Regions from separate parts of the Homo sapiens genome. Here region 2 is linked to region 1. A link is an interaction called in ENCODE POLR2A ChIA-PET data of the cell type or tissue named here. Cell type or tissue: Caco-2. All regions are shown on one strand. Links, peaks and the distances in the headings refer to the core of each region. The heading gives the core; the rest is flanking DNA. Region 1 overlaps TM9SF4 (transmembrane 9 superfamily member 4). Region 2 holds the start of LOC101929698 (a long non-coding RNA gene).

Region 1 (4,389 bases), core at 168-4,167:
AGAGAAGAAAGAATAGTGCCAGTTACCCCGGAACTCTGCCTCTCCCTCTCCCTGTGCCTCTGGTTCTCGGTCCCCTCTCTGTTTCTGGTTCTTTCTGTGTCTCTGTCCCTGTGTATGCTTGTGTATATTTGCATCTCGGTCTCTTTCTCACTCTCACTTTTGCTTTCAAGTATTCTGTCTCTGTCATGTATGTGTCCATCTCTTTTTGTGCCTTTGTCTTACTCCACCTGCCTCTTCTTTAGCATCTCTGCCTCCCTTTCTCACCTGCTCCATCTTCTCTGTTACCAGCTTTGTCAGCATAACTCCTAGTGTCTGCTCATATTGTTCATACATTGTGAACGTCTCTTTTCCTTGGCAGTCAGACTTGTAACTTGCAGGAACAGTCATTAAAATAACTTTTACTGAGGGTTATTTACATGCCAGGCATTGTGCATGGCTTAGCTCAGGTTGCCCCCCAAGAACCCACTGGGGCCAATTCCATATGTTACACAGATTTCCTATTCATTTTACAGATGGGGAAACCGAGGCCTGGGAAGGAAAATTAACATGTTCAAGGTCACATAGTGAGGAAGACATAGGGTTAGTTCAAACCCCATCTCTATTTAGAGGAGACGTGGTCTTTCTCTGTTGCCTAAGCTGGAGTGCAGTGGCGTGAGCATAGCTCACTGCAGCTTTGACCTCCCAGGCTAAAGTGATCCTTCTGCCTCAGCCTCCCAAGTAGCTGGGACTACAGGTGTGCACCACCATGCCTGGCTAATTTTTTTTTTTTTTTTTTTAAGTAGAGATGAGGTCTCACTATGTTGCACAGGCTGGTCTTGAACTCTTGGGCTCAAACAGTTCTCATGCTTCAGCCTCCCAGAGTGCTGGGATTATCGGGCATGAGCCACCACACCCAGCCCAAGACCCCATCTCTTAACCACTGCAGTACCTTCTTCCCACTACCTCTGTCAAAAGCTCCCTCCAGAGCAGAGGAGTGGCCTGGAGGTACCAGAGCTGCTCTGGCTTCCAGTCCCACATAGCTAAGTATGTGAGGGTGGACGCCTTGGGTGGGAAGAGAGGGAGTGGGAGGCAACGTAAAGGTGGGACGCATCTCTCTGTAACGTGCATTCTTTTCTCATTGTCCTGAGTGAGAATGCTAAGAAACACAAAATTGTTAAAACAGACTTTTTGGCCATTTTTCCTCAAGCAATTCATGAAATGTTTAATAGAGGTCCTTAATCCCTGCAGTTTCACACCCGGAAAGCTCTGGAACTCAGTTTTTCCAAGCTCACTGAAGGCAAGAACTGACCAGAACTGAACATGAAGCTGTTTATTGACTTTTTCTATTCCACTTAATATGAATATCTTTGCATTTCTCTGCACAAATAGTTATCGAATATGAGGTACTGTCCAGACCCAGCTTGGCTATGGTTTGTATACCACATTGCCTTCTAAAATCTGGAAATTTTCTTTTTCTTTTCTTTTTTTTTTTTGTGAGATGGAATCTTGCTCTGTCACCCAGGCTGGAGTGCAGTGGCATGATCTCTGCTTACTGCAACCTCTGCCTCCCAGGTTCAAGCAATTCTCCTGCCTCAGCCTCCTGAGTAGCTGGGATTATAGGTGCACACCACCATGCCCAGCCGATTTTTGCATTTTTAGTAGAGACGGGGTTTCACCATGTTGGCCAGGCTGGTCTCAAACTCCTGACCTCAAGTGATCTGCCCGCCTCACCCTCCCAAAATGCTGGGATTACAGGGAATCCAGAAAATTTCTAATCCCAAAAAAGAGTTGAAAAAAGATTGTAGACCTGTATTCCAAAAATCTTTTTTACTTTTAGGTGGTGTATGAGGAATGGTCAATAGTTCCTAAATAGTAAAGGTAGTTTTACTTACATTTGGATTAAAATTTTATTTTTTGTAACATTTCGATGGGTTCTATTTTGTCTGTGGTTTCCAGAGCTATATTCTGTGTGCTTGTAGCATTTCCTAAACATTCTTCTTCATTGTCTTAAACCTTATTTTTTTATGGCTTTACCATATTTAATTGAAAGAATATATCATAGTTTATTGATAAATTTCCCATTGCAGGAGCTTTGAGTTGAAGTTATTTTTCATTTTTCCTCTCTTCTCTCATTCAGCAAACATTTAATGAGTACCTACTTTGTGCCTAGCTCTAAAGCACTGGAGTTACAGAGGTGACCAAGGCACACGTGGTCCTTGTCCTTATAGAGCTTAAATCTTAGATGCTAATGGGAGAAACTGATTTTTTAAAAAACAGGGAAACTAATTAACATTTTATCAGATATGCTATGAAGTAAACAGTTGAAGACTGACAGTCCAGTGGATACCGGGGAGTTCCTTTAGATACCCTGGTGAGGTAAGGACACAGGCAAGGGGAGAGCTGAGACCTGAATATGAGGAGAAGCCAGGCGAGCACACAATAGGGCAGAAAGGAGCAGTAGGTCAAAGCCTGAGGCAGGAGAGAGCTTGACTGACTCGAGGAGCTGAAGGAAGAAGATCACTATGGTTATGAATAAGGAGTGAACTTCGTTGCTCCTAAAATGCTTTTTTTCCTTATTTGGAGTTATTTCCTTAGGAAAGATGCCCAAAAGTGAAATTGCTGTGTCAAGGGATAGTAGCATGTTCAAGACTCTCACAATGTATTGAATTTGGTTGTGATTCTCAACTATATCTGTAGTGTAGTCTAAAATGAATGAAATGTGAAATAATTCAGAATTGTGGGCAGTACATTATATAGTGTACTGCTGTCATTTCTGCTAATTCGTTTGCCTATTAGTTAATATTACCAAGTGTACTAAAGATGTGTGGGTACCAGGGAGGATTATTGGTCATCTTGGTTTCTGCTGGATTCCCATCAGGCTGTGAAGCTCACCAGCTCTCGAACCCAGCTACCTTATGAATACTATTCACTGCCCTTCTGCCAGCCCAGCAAGATAACCTACAAGGCAGAGAATCTGGGTAAGTTCTTCTCCCACACTGCTGTCAACTTGTCCCCAGGGGGAACCCAGCATGATTTTTATAATGATAACAACAGTTAACTTTGCTATATTCTAGACACTGGTCTACATTGTTTGCATACCTGTTAGCTTATTTAAACCTCATAACAGCCCCGGGGAGACAGTTGCTGTGTTTATTCCCATTTTGCAGGTTAAGTGACTTGTCTTTGTTTATACTGTGGGCAAAGGCATCCTCTGTTTTCTTCACAAAACAGCCAGAGTGATCTTTGTTTTGGATCCACAGTCAGTCTTCAGACTTGGAGCACTTGGCTTCTATTTACACCGCCTCTTCTTGATTTCTAGATAGCTCCTCTCTTGCGGCTTCATCACCTCCTCTGCTTTAAATGGAAAGAGAGAGCGAGTGCCTCTGCCCTGAATGCAAGCAGAGATGCCACCACAGTTCTTGCTGAGCTCTGCAGGACTCATGTCAAATAATGTGTGAGGCACCCAGTGCAGTGTCTGACACAAGTATTCCATAACTAGTAGCCATTTTATTCTAATTTAAATAATTCTCCATTTGACAGAATTTCAGGTGTAGAGGTGTCTAGTCGTACACAGTTATTAGTGCCTCCTCTGTGACTGTGTTAGGTCCTGGAGATAAAAGCATGGAAAGGTGTCTCCCTGACCTCAGGGAACTTAAGAGACTTTCTTTTCTTACACCTTAGGAAGGAGAAAGGAGAGAACTGGTTCTTGAGCAAGCCCCTGAAAGGGCTGCCTTCTCCGTCAGGGCTACGCATGGCTCAGATGTTTCTGGAACCTCTAGCTGACAAATTTATCTACTGCCAGGTATTGGGGGTCCTGGACCAGTTGGAGGCAGGCCTTGGAGCCAGTTTAACCAAAATTGGGTAGGACCATCTCCCCCTAATACCAACTGTGCCGAAGTCTTGCCTTGTAGCGTTGAACAGAGATTGGCCTCAGAGCCTGGGCTGGCCTCTACCAACTGTCTGCAGTGGTGCAGCTTGTGGCCCTGCCACTTACCATCTGTGGACCAGTGCCTGCCTGCCATTGCCCTCCTTTCCTCACCACACCATGCTATCCTCCAGCCACCTTGCCTCTCCCCGGGAAGCCTGACCCACTTGGTGCCCCAGGGTCCTGATATCAGGCCCCTCACAAATGTACCTCCCTTCTCCTGGGAGCTGCTGTGGACCCTTTGGCAACCCAAGGCTCTATAGTTAGGCACTCTTAGTATGATCCTGGGTGACCTTAACCTCTCTGAACCCCTGCCAAATCTTCGTGAAGCTGGGGAAAGTTCCTGCCTCATAGAAATGGAGATTTCTGTATACAAATGTTATCCTGCCATATTGCATCTCATTCTGTCTTTGTAGTGCCTGCCTTCATGGCCTAAGGGCTCTTTGACTGGAGGGATTGTGTCTCACATTCCCCTCTCTTCTCAG
Region 2 (4,389 bases), core at 216-4,215, 380 kb after region 1:
CTGCTGTGAGCTGGGCATTTGTGTGGGATCCTCTGGCTGGTGTCTGTCTCCCCTAGATCAGAAGAAAATACAGGGATGCCAGCCGGAATCTCAGCACTTTGGGAGGCCTAGGCAGGCAGATTGCTTGAGCCCAGGAGTTCGAGACCAGCCTGGCCAACATGAGGAAACCCTGTCTCTACAAAAAATACAAAAAATTAGCAGGTGTGGTGGCAGGTGCCTGTAACCCCAGCTACTCGGGAGGCTGAGGCAGGAGAATCACTTGAACCCAGGAGGCAGAAGCTACAGTGAGCCGAGATTGGGCCACTGCACTCCAGCCTGGGTGGCAGAGTGAGACTCTGCCTCAAAAAAAAAAAAAAAAAAAAAAAGAAAAGAAAGAAAATCTAGGGGTACTGCTGTTTCTGTAAATCCTCAGAGCCTGGCTCACAGAACAGAGCTCCATAAATATTTGTGGAATGACTGAATCCTCGTTAAAGCACCTAACCCATAGTCTTAACTCCCCTCCTTCCATTGACGCAAGTGAAGATACAGTTAGGATTTTTAACCAGATCAAATATCTGATTTGTTAGTGAGAGATCGCAACTTGCACGACACTGACCACTACTGGTTCTAGTGGTGACCTGGATTTAGTGCCATTCTGTATGAAACAAAACCAGGGGGCTGTGCTTCCGGCTGTTTGTGCGGTTTTGTGCTTCATTCTTCATGGGCACAGATGAGCACGGTGATAACAGTGTTTACGAAGCCAGGTGCCGGAGACAGTGAGGATGGCTACAGGAAAGAAAGGCCACAGATTGCTCTTCAGTGGCAGTGAGAGGAGACCTAATGCAGAGGCTGCACAGTGGTGCTGGGATTCTATAACCAACAACAAAAGCAACACCCTCATTACCGACACTCCTGCAGCTCAAACTACTTTGCCTTTGTGCGTTGGAAACCCAACCCAAGCCCATTTTCCCCACTGGAATTATTTGTGATGATGTGAAGTTTTTGGAGATGCAACCATCCCAGAACAGGCACGCTCAGATGAGAAGACGTGGGAGACACAGTTCTAGCAAACAGTTCTACCGCTCAGAGCAAAGCCTACGTCACACAGCCTCTAGGGTCTGGGCACAGTGTGGGGACAGGAGGGCTGGCCGCCCTGCCTCTTGAAAGGAATACGCAGCTCTGCAGGTTCAAGCCACCCAGCTGAAGTCCTCAAACTGGGTAACACGGGCCAAGATGCCACCTGCACGTGTCCTGCTACATCACCATGGATCTGGCCAAGGAGCCACCACCCCCTCGGAGCACGCATGCTGGGGTTGTCAAGGAGACCAGTGCACAGGACGGCCGCACCCAGGGCTGGAGACCGGCAGCGCAGGACAGCTGCATCCAGGGCTGGAAGACAGACTCGAGTTCTGACCCATCTTTCAATGGGAGAGAAAGAATCCAATCCCCTGCTAGGGCCACAAGGACATGATGGGTTTGGATGCCATAAGAGATGAGAACACTCCAAGCTGAAGGCAAGAAGTGATTACCCTGGTTTTAGGCAGTGGTTGGGGGGTGGAGGTGGAGGGGAACTCACCTAGTCCTTCTTTGAAAGACAGTCAGGCTACGTGCTTTGCAAAGGGTTAGGAGGTGGACTGTGTGGGAAGGCAGGCGAGAGGGAGTTTCTTTTCATAGCCTGTTTCCATGGTGTCTCACGGCCCTTGGCAAACCCCAGCTGGGGAGGCTTGGACGGCCAGGAGGCCCCAGGTCCACCCTCCAAGGACTATCCCCTAGTCCTCTGGGCCCCAAGAGTGACAGAGGCCACAGGCAGGCGGCTACTCTCTCTTGCCTCCCTGGGGGAAGGTGGCAAGAGGCCAGCGATAAAGGGCAGAGCAGAGAAAGAACAACTCCAGGGGCCAGGGCTGCGGCTCCCTCCCTTCCACGTCCCCTCCTCCCCCTCCTCCCACGAGCCCACCCAAGGGGAAAGTTTTCTCCCTGAAGACCTGCAGGGCTGTCTGCACAGGAGACCCTCTCACGAGAAACACATTCTTGCCTCCCGCCTCTCCGCCTGGACAACCCAGATAACCAGATAAGGGCCTCTTTGATTTCCCGTGTGTTTACACAAGCTGTGGCCCCAAGTCTTGGAAAGAATCAACCACCGCCAGGCAAGTCAGGACGCCTCCAGGTGGGGTGAGGGGAGACGGCCGCCTTACCTGCTCCTGGGAATTCATCACTCGAAGCTTCATCTGCTTCAGGTAGGTGGAGGTGAGGGGCATGTTGTAATCAATAATCCCAGAGACCAGTGGAGATGGAGGCTCGTTTTCTGGCAGAAAGAACAAAAGGAAAGCCCTTTCAGTCTGTGCTGCGGGCCTGTTGCCCACATGGAGCATTTAACAGAGCCCGTGGAAGAGGAAGCCACCTTGGAGGAGAAGGGACAGGTCAGAGGTCGCAGACTCTGTGGCTCACCCACATCTGGCCCAGAGATGTGGACTGCATGGTGTCAAAAATATTTTTTTTTTATTAAATGCCAGTGTTCTATTTAGAGATTTCACACGTTAAAAAACAATGAGGCCGGGCGTGCTGGCTCATGCCTGTAATTCCAGCACTTTGGGAGGCCAAGGCAGGAGGATCCCTTGAGCCCCAGGAGGGGACACAGGCCCCAGGAGTTCGAGACCAGCCTGGGCAACACAGGGAGATCTCGTCTTTACAAATAATAAAATAAATTAGCCAGACGTGGTGGTGTGTGCCTGTAGTCCTAGCTACATAGGAGGCTGAAGTGGGAGGATCGCTTGAGGCCAGGTGGTCAAGGCTGCAGTCTGCAGTGAGCTGTGATGGCACCACTGCACTCCAGCCTCAGCAACAGAGTGAGAATCTATCTCTAAAAAACAAACAAAAAAACCCAGCAAACCCACCCCCACAACACACACACACGTTTATAGGAATTTTTGGCTTCTTTGAAGAACATAAGGTCTGGCCACATGGGGCCCCCACTCCCGAAGGCAAGCAACCACTGCCACTTCAGCAGCCACTTCTTTTAGACAGGGTGTGTGGCTCCCATTTTGCCACAGTCCCCACCACTCCTTATCATATTGCACAGCTTTGCTCATTTGCAAGTATCAATTATGATACTTGCCAGACCCTTGAAGGCATCTGTGTTTCCAACCACTGTCTAAGTCAGTTATCTTCCAGGTGAACACATGCCACTCTCACCTCACCCAATCCCGCCACCCCATAGCATCCCCCAAAAACATCCTCAGGTGCCTTATGCCTCCCAGGTCTGAGCCAGGCCTTCAGTAGCCCCCAAATTCTGGTTCCTCCTTCATCATATGCAGAGGAACATTCTCCTCCCATTTATTCCTTTGTTGTCCTGAAGATCAAAGTGATGCATGTTCTTTTTGCAGAGAATTTGCAAAGTACAGAAAGATGTAAAGAAAAAATTTAAAAACCATAATTGCACCACGCAGCTTGGCATATGCTTCTGTTTATTTTTTCCCTGTGATTTTTCTTTTTTACACATGATCTCATAATGCATACAGAGAATTCCAGTCTGCTTTTAAAAAGTTTTTTTTTCCTTAACATTTTGTCATAGGTATTTTCCCCAACATCAAGAATCTTATTTTGCTTTGTAAGTAGAATTTTTATGGCCATGTAATATTTTACCATAATTTGCTTAAGTCATTCTCTAACGATTGGCTATTTAGGTTGTTCCCATTGGGGCTATTATAAACAACACTGCAGGGGACATCTTTGTGCATAAATATTGCTCCGTATTTCTGATCTTATTTCTTGCCTTTTTGGAACAGATTACAAGAAATTAAAAGGTAGGGACATAATTTGATAACCATTAAAATCTCTGACCAAGCTGCTGTAGGAATTGTTTCAATTACTTGTTACCTGGCCTCCTCCTCCTTCTTCCAAGGACTTCAGGCCAGATTCATTTTGCCCCAGCCTTTTAATCAAAAGGTGCCCCTGGTACATAGTCCCACTGATGGGCTGGGATTTCCATAGCGTGAGGAAAAGTGGGAGCAACTTCCAGACCAAGTGCCCTCTACCATCACAAGGAGGCCCAAGAGACAGGCTGCAGGGTGACAGGGCCGAGGTCCAGGAGGACCAGAGGATATCCGGGGGTGACTTATAATACCTGCCCCTCAAGAGCCATAGCCCAAAAGGGTCCCTGCAACCTTGAAAACGCGATACCAAGGGCAAGAAGCCAGACATAAAACGACAACCACTGTATGATTCTACTTACACGAAATACTTAGAATAGGCAAATTCAAAGAGACAGAAAGTAACTCGAGGTTACTGGGGACTGGTGGCTGAGGGAATGGGACGTTATTGCTTAATGGGTACAGAGTTTCTGTTTAGGGTGATGAAAAAGTTTTGGAAATAGATAGTGGTGATGATTGCTCAACAGTGTGAATATAATATCTT

Evidence for each region. Peaks named below come from ENCODE experiments on the same cell type or tissue, not always from the same donor. Only the 100,000 strongest peaks of a DNase experiment are listed, where the experiment ranks them.
Region 2: POLR2A ChIA-PET joins it to region 1 with 6 read pairs; 2 of 35 experiments call an interaction of 5 or more read pairs at or near these places.

Annotation. Positions count from the first base shown.
Region 1 is chr20:32,133,217-32,137,605 of GRCh38, forward strand. TM9SF4 (transmembrane 9 superfamily member 4) reads left to right here. Exons shown (of 18, transcript NM_014742.4): 3 at 2,858-2,957. Among named protein-coding and RNA genes, the nearest start is that of TM9SF4, 26 kb to the left of the region's middle. RefSeq lists an enhancer at 66-225. In Caco-2, for the core only: no CTCF peak of the experiment used is centred there; no DNase peak of the experiment used is centred there.
Region 2 is chr20:32,509,176-32,513,564 of GRCh38, forward strand. NOL4L (nucleolar protein 4 like) reads right to left here. Exons shown (of 11, transcript NM_001256798.2): 4 at 2,172-2,281. It overlaps LOC101929698 (a long non-coding RNA gene), which reads left to right and starts at 784. Exons shown (of 3, transcript NR_110619.1): 1 at 784-1,493; 2 at 2,040-2,213. RefSeq lists a silencer at 1,803-2,198. In Caco-2, for the core only: CTCF peaks have their summits at 589, 913 and 1,220; DNase peaks (open chromatin) are centred at 667, 1,282, 1,756 and 2,106; H3K4me3 peaks cover 465 bases.